Linked DNA regions of Homo sapiens: region 1 is linked to region 2. Evidence: chromatin loops called from intact Hi-C (ENCODE). Cell type or tissue: mammary epithelial cell. All regions are shown on one strand.

Region 1 (4,000 bases), 110 kb before region 2:
TCTAAGAAACACATGACTGGGAAGGACCTAGTATCCTTTGACACACAATTAAAATGGAAAACAGTCAACTGATACCTGAATATCTTTAGTGATGATAAATAATTCCCACCAGCTGGGTCTCCAACTCCCAGATCCTTATAGAATTCTCTAAATGAACTATACCCCAGAGATGGCACTTTTAGGTTTGATCATAATAGTGCTGTTCGATGTTTGCATTTGGAATTTTCAGACTGGTAGTTCTGTGTTCAGTGAGAGCTCAGCATTTCAGACCCTGCCCTCTTTTTCATTCTATTTCAGTTGTGTAGGTTTCTTTCCCAGGAGACTGCAAACTCCTTTGAAGGCAAGATCAGTGCTGGATTATCCAAAAGGCATTCTAAGCTTGTGCTTGGGGAACCAGAGAAGCAAAAGCACCAAAACACGTTTCTGAAAAGCATTTAATATTTTCAAGCATGCGTCAACATAGTCTGCATGAGAAACATCAAAGCTCCATGGCATTTTCTTACACTTATGTTGTAGTTTATTTCAATACTGTTTTCATTTGAATTGTACTTGAGATGGGAGTTGGAGTGGAGAATCATAATCATTTTGTAAATAAAATGTTTTAATCCAGCTTTAGTTATCCATTTTTGTAACTCCTCAAGTTTTCTAGCAATACTTTGGTTTTGAACATAGCCAGCATTTATTCTATATTTATCAAATACATATAAAACTAAAATATCAGCTATGAATACTATGCAAAGTCTGAGAATACAATCAGACTTCCATTTTAGAAGCTAGGAGAAATTCTTTAACACACTTCTTCAATGTGTGAAACTGTCAAAAATTTCAGTGTCAATGACTCTCTAATATACAATTTAAGACTTCAAAAATAATAACAAAATATGCTTTGAAGTAAGATATTTATGTCTAGAATACTAAACTCCAGTATCAGAATGCCAGACTAAATCCTCAGCTACTACAAATTCCTTTACTATTAGGAACATCACAGAATTCACATTTTCCTAATGTTACTGAATACATGAGGTCATGCTTTTCCTATCAACTCCGCATAGGAAGATAAAGGAGGGGCTAACAGAATGAACAGAAAGGATGGAGACTAAGAAATAAAAGCAAAATGATAGTTGACCCTTGGATAGAACTAACAGCAATTCAATAAGAAATACCAGAAAAATTCCAGTAGTATTTAAAATAGCTGCGTAGAAAAAATGAAGAGGTGTATTATAATGCTATCATTACTTATGTTTCCAAAGGCTTTTCAAGGTCCTTGTTAGCTTTCTTTTCTTTCTCCCCCTGAAACTGAGGTTCCCTAAGATTCTGTCCTAGGCCCTCTTCTCCTTATCCACTACCCTTGCCACTACTGCCTTGGCTCTAGCTACCTCCTAGATATAGTTATGGTTCCCAATCCATGTAGTCAGTTACTGTGTTTCTTTTAAGCATTCATTCTATTATTTCCAGCTGCTCACTTGACATTTCCATCTTGGTTTTATATAGAAACTTCAGACTCAGTGTACCCAAAGTTATTATCAACATCTAGCCCCATCAAGCCTCCTTGGTTTGCATACCCTGTCTGTTAATCACCCTAGCTGGAAACCTCAGAGGGATTCCTAACTCCTCCTACTTCCTCATAGTTTCTAGTTAATCATAACCTCTATCACTTGTGTACTACTGCTTCAGGAAGGAATCCATCTATTATCTGAACAATTCCATAAATATTCTTTTTAAAAAAAAGACAGGGACTCACTCTATTGCCCAGGCTGGAGTGCAATGGTGTCACCTTGGGTCACTGCAGTCTCGACCTCCTGGGCTCCAGCGATTCTCCCACCTCAGCCTCCCAAGTAGCTGGGACTACAGCATGTGCCACCATACCCAGCATTTTATTTTTTTTTAGTAGAGATGAATCTTGCTATGTGCCCAGGTTGGTCTTGAACTCCCGACCTCAAGTGACCTTCTTGCCTCGGCCTCCCAAAGTGCGGGGATTACAGGTGTGAGCCACTGTGCCTGGCCCCATAAACACTTTTAACTGCTCTGCCTGCCCCTGGATCCTCACTCATCTAATCTGTCCATGACAAAGCTGCCAGAGTTACCTTTTCATGACACAAATCTGATTATACTATCCCTTGCTTTAAACACTTAAGCAGTATCTCACCCTCTTCTGAATGAAGATTAAATATTTTCTAAGAAACCTAAGATCCTTATAATCTAATATATCAGCTTCATTTCCCAGTGTTACCCAACTCATATTCTACACTCTAGTCACTGAACTTCTCAAATGCCATGTTCTTTTGCAATCCTAGCTATACTCTACATGTAAATTTCTGTGCTTGAGTGCCAATGCAAATTCAAACTCCTTTCTGATCCAGCTCAAGTCCCCCAATCCCCTAGACAAAGCCAATAATTTCAACAGTACTTTGTATGTAGTTTGACCTGAGCATCTGTGAGTATATGTTTTGTGCCCCAAATTATTCTATGAACATCTAGAGCAGAGACTGGTTCATCTCACTCATCCTTGTATTCTCTGTATTTTGATGCAGCAGTGGAGGGGCTTGACACATCTATTATAAAAGAAATTATTAGATCATTGAAAATACTGCATCTTCTCATTAGATCAATATCAACCTCCTGGTGAACAAACAGTTAGGAATTGTTCTATTAATACATACTAGGCGGTTAACATTCTAAGAATTTGCCTCACATTCATTCAATAGTTCCTAAGTACCGACTATGTGCTATTCATGGAGTGGGCTGACAAATAAAAAAAAATGAATGAGACATACACATGAAAACCACAAGTACATTTTGTTCTACTAGCCACTTATATAAAGAGGGCCACAAAGTAAAGGGTGGTCAAAGTTGCCTGCAGGAATAAGAAAACGATGAGATAAATATTCACTGCCTCGAATACCAAGCCAAATATTAGACCAAAAAATGAAATAGATAAAAGTCGGCTGGACACGGTGGCTCATGCCTGTAATCCCAGCACTTTGGAAAGCCGAGGGGGGTGGATCACGAGGTCAGGAGATGGAGACCATCCTGGCCAACATGGTGAAACCCCATCTCTACTAAAATACCAAAAAAAAAAAAAAAAAAAAAAAGCCAGGTGTGGTGGCAGGCGCCTGTAGTCCCAGCTACTCAGGAGGCTGAGGCAGGGGAATTGCTTGAACCCAGGAGGCGGAGGTTGCAGTGGGCCGAGATTGCGCCACTGCACTCCAGCCCAGACAACAGAGCGAGACTCCCTCTCAAAAAAAAAAAAAAAAAAAAAAAAAAAAGATAAAAGTCACCACTCTGTTTAAAGTTACCTATCATCGGGTGCTGCTCCTTACTTAATTGTAAAAGAACGCTATCAAACGGAACACATTTCAAAACTTAAACTGAGAAACTGCTGCATTGTAAATAAGATACATAAGAAATACCAAATAGGCACCAAGAAACTTGACTTCTACTCTTGGTCTGCATGAATGTTCTGAGAGACCTTGAAGAAATCACCTAACCCTCTCTGGGCCTTTGTTTTCAACTCAATGAAATGGAAATAAGAATAGTATCTCCCCTATCCACCCAACAAGGCTCCTGAAAAAGCAAGGGAATTAATAGCTGTGAAAGTGCTCTGAAGAAGAAAACAAAATCACTTTACACATATAAATAATATCTGCAGCTAGGATTACAAAATGTTTCTTGAATGAGTCTTCACAAAGCAGAAAGACAATATCTCTTTTATTATGTTTGCTTATTTCTGCTGAAGATAAAGCCATGTTCCTTACAAGGTTAAAAGCTAGAAGAATACAATGAAAACCATTTCTCAGATAGACTTAAAAATCCAACTTTTTGGGATTCACTCATTAACCCACTCATATATATATAATATATATATATATGAGCATCAACCATACGTAAAACATTTTCATAAAACTCTATGTGAGGTATTATAAAATATTCAACAATATGTGAAATCATCTATGCTTCAAATGAGTAGACTCAGAGAAATACTGATATGCACAGATACCTA
Region 2 (4,000 bases):
GGATGGTCATGTGCAGCATAATAAAGTACATATACAAATCATATTTAACAGTAAATTAGTGGTGTATCCAATAAATTAAGAAAAAAGGTATATGTGCTATGATCAAAATTATTAAACATTGCTTTAAAACACACAGAAATAATACATAAAACTATCAGAAATGAAGAGATAAAATTGTTATTGTCTGCAGATACTAGGTCTACAAAGAATAAATGTTTTGGGTTACTTAACCCCAAAGGTGATGGTATTAGGAAGTGGGCCTTCATGAGGTCATGATAGAACTCATAGATTAAATTAGTGCATTTATAGAAAAGTCCTCAGAGAGTTCCTTTGGCACTTTTACTAGGTGACAATACAGGGGAAAGACACCTTCTATGAACCGTGAAGAGGGCCCTCTCTAGACACTGAATTTGCCAGCACCTTGAACTTAAACACCTGGCCTCCAGAACTGTAAGAAATAAATTTCTATTGTTTATAAGCTACTCAGTTTATGATAGTTTGTTGTAGCAGCCCAAAGGGACTAAGGCAAATCCCATTTACAAAAGCATAAAAAAGAATAAAGTACTTTAGGAATAAACTTAACCAAGAAGGTGAAAGATTTGTACACTGAAAACTACAAAACATTGCTGAAAGAAATGAAAGGAGACACAAATAAATGGAAAGACATCCCATGTTCATGCACTGAAAGGTTTAATATTGTTAAGATGTCAACACCACAAAGTAAGCTACAGATTCAATGCAATCCTTTTCAAAATCCTACAGCATTTTTGCGGAAACAGAAAAAAAAAATCCTAAAATTCGTATGGAAACCATAAAGAATCCCAAACAGCTGAAACAATCTTGAGAAAGCAAAAAGCTGAGGGCTTCATACCTCCTGACTTCAAAATGCATTCTAAAGCTTCAGTAATTAAAACAGATTGGTACTGGCATAAAGACATATAGACTAATGGAACAGAACAGAGAGCCCAGGTAATAAAACCATATATATATACAGTCAAATGATCTTTGACAAGGGCGTCACAACTAACACAATGTGGAAATATAATGCTGCTGAGAAAACTGGGTATCAACATGCAAAAGAACAAAAGTGGAGCCTTATTTTACACCACACACAAAACCAACTCAAAATGGATCAAAGAATAAATATAAGACATGAAACTACAAACTCCTAGGAAAAAACCACAGGAGAAAAGCTTCATAATTTGGTCTTTAGAAATGATTTCTTGATGCTGACAAAAGCAGTAATAGATGAGTAGAAGTATATCAAAATAAAAAGCTTCTGCACAGCAAACAACAGAACAAAACAGAAAACTACAGAATGAGAGAATATATTTCCAAACCATATGTCTGATAAGGGCTTAATATTCAAAATGTATAGGGAACTCCTATAACTCAGTAGCGAAAACAAAAAACAGAAACACAAGTAAAAACTTGGCAAAAGACTTGAATAGACATTTCTTCAAAGTAGACATACAAATGATACACAGGTATTTGAAAAATGCTTAGCATTACAAATTATCAGGGAAGTACAAATCAAAACCACGATGAAATATCACCTTACACCTGCTAGTATGGCTGTTGTTTTTAAAAAAACAACAACATAAAAAATAAATAAGTAAGTGTCAGCAAGGATGTGGAGAAATTAAAACCTTGTACACTATTGTTGGGAATGTAAAATAACGTAGCTGCTACAGAAAACAGTATGAAGATTCTTCAAAAACTTAAAAGTAGAACTACCAAATGAACCAGCAATCACATTTCTGGATATTTATTCAAACAAAGTGAAATGAGGAACTTAAACAAATATCTGCCCTCTCATGCTCATTGTTGCACTATTCGCAATAGCCAAGAGGTGGAAACAATCTAAATATCCATCAGCAGATGAATGAATAAAGAAAATGTATTGGCCGGCAGTGTGGCTCATGCCTGTAATTCCAGCCGAGGGAGGAGTATTGCTTGAGGCCAGGAGTTCCAGACAAGCCCTGGCAACACAGAGAAACCTTGTCTCTACAAAAAAAAAAAAAAAAAAAAATTAACTTAGTTGCGTGTGTGGCTGTAGTCCCAGCTACTGGGGAGGCTAAGCTGGGAGGATCCCTTGGGCCTGAGTTCCAGGCTGCAGTAAGCCATGATCACACCACTGCACTACAGCCTGGCTGACAGAGCAAGACCTTGTCTCAAAAAAAAAAGAAAGAAGGCAATTGTGTTATATACATACAATGGAATATTATTCAGCCTTAAAAAAGAAGAAAATCCTCTAATATGCTGTAACATGGATTAACTTTGAAGACATTATACTAAGGGAAGTAAGACAGTAACAGGACAAACACTGTATGATTCCACTTATGTGATGTGTCTAAAGTAGTCGAATTCACAGAAGCAGAAAGTAGAACGGTGGTTTCCAGGGGCTGGGGGTATGGGAATGGAGAGCTACTGTTCAATGGGAACAGAGGTTCAGTCATGCCAGATGAAAACGTTCTAGAGATCTGCTGTACAATAATATGCACATAGTTAACAATACTCTATTATACCCTTAAAAATGAAAGAGGATTTCACATTATGTAATTTTTACCATAATTTTTTAAAAGAATGCACTAATGTAGCTAAGAACATTTTTGTTAAAAAAAATAAGGGATATGTTGCTATATTAACAGTTAAAAATTTTATAGTTTCTCTAATTAAGGCCATGTGGTGTTAATGCTAGAGTACAGAAAGGTCAAAGGGGAAAAAAAGACTAAATCCTAAAAGCGCAAATATGTATATGTGTTATCCACAATCAGTGAGAAAAAAATGGATTATCTAATAAATGGAGATGAGATGATGGGCTCGCCATTGAGAAAAAAATAGAGTCCACCCTTATATCATGTACTGAAATAAATATAAGACAGGTGAGAGATATACAGATTTAGTTTATGACAGGTAAAAATTTTAGACTGGGCAGAATATTAAAAATAGAGAGTTTTTCTAACTCACACTAACCCTCTCTAAGTCTTCAATGATATTACACTAAAGTCATATAGATTCAGTTTGCCACTATTTTATTGAGGATTTTTGTATCAATGTTCATCAAGGATATTGGTCTAAAATTCTCTTTTTTGGTTGTGTCTCTGCCAGGCTTTGGTATCAGGATGATGCTGGCCTCATAAAATGAGTTAGGGAGGATTCCCTCTTTTTCTATTGATTGGAATAGTTTCAGAAGGAATGGTACCAGTTCCTCCTTGTACCTCTGGTAGAATTCGGCTGTGAATCCATCTGGTCCTGGACTCTTTTTCGTTGGTAAGCTATTGATTATTGCCACAATTTCAGCTCCTGTTATTGGTCTATTCAGAGATTCAACTTCTTCCTGGTTTAGTCTTGGGAGAGTGTATGTGTCGAGGAATTTATCCATTTCTTCTAGATTTTCTAGTTTATTTGCGTAGAGGTGTTTGTAGTATTCTCTGAGGGTAGTTTGTATTTCTGTGGGATCTGTGGTGATATCGAATCCAGCAGCACATCAAAAAGCTTATCCACCATGATCAAGTGGGCTTCATCCCTGGGATGCAAGGCTGGTTCAATATACGCAAATCAATAAACGTAATCCAGCATATAAACAGAACCAAAGAAAAAAACCACATGATTATCTCAATAGATGCAGAAAAGGCCTTTGACAAAATTCAACAACCCTTCATGCTAACAACTCTCAATAAATTAGGTATTGATGGGATGTATCTCAAAATAATAAGAGCTATCTATAACAAACCCACAGCCAATATCATACTGAATGGGCAAAAACTGGAAGCATTCTCTTTGAAAACTGGCACAAGACAGGGATGCCCTCTCTCACCACTCCTGTTCAACATAGTGTTGGAAGTTGTGGCCAGGGCAATTAGGCAGAAGAAGGAAATAAAGGGTATTCAATCAGGAAAAGAGGAAGTCAAATTGTCCCTGTTTGCAGATGACATGATTGTATATCTAGAAAACCCCACTGTCTCAGCCCAAAATCTCCTTAAGCTGATAAGCAACT

What was found. Hi-C counts contacts between places; a loop is a spot of excess contacts. Peaks named below come from ENCODE experiments on the same cell type or tissue, not always from the same donor. Only the 100,000 strongest peaks of a DNase experiment are listed, where the experiment ranks them.
Region 1: it touches region 2 in a loop (2.3-fold over the local background); 1 of 110 quality-filtered maps calls a loop at or near these places.

The regions. Positions count from the first base shown.
Region 1 is chr1:243,547,721-243,551,720 of GRCh38, forward strand. The region is part of intron 11 of AKT3 (AKT serine/threonine kinase 3); the gene reads right to left. Among named protein-coding and RNA genes, the nearest start is that of MIR4677, 200 kb to the left of the region's middle. In mammary epithelial cell, no CTCF peak of the experiment used is centred here; a DNase peak (open chromatin) is centred at 1,591.
Region 2 is chr1:243,656,854-243,660,853 of GRCh38, forward strand. The region is part of intron 4 of AKT3 (AKT serine/threonine kinase 3); the gene reads right to left. Among named protein-coding and RNA genes, the nearest start is that of AKT3-IT1, 140 kb to the right of the region's middle. In mammary epithelial cell, no CTCF peak of the experiment used is centred here; a DNase peak (open chromatin) is centred at 1,948; H3K27ac peaks cover 1,932 bases.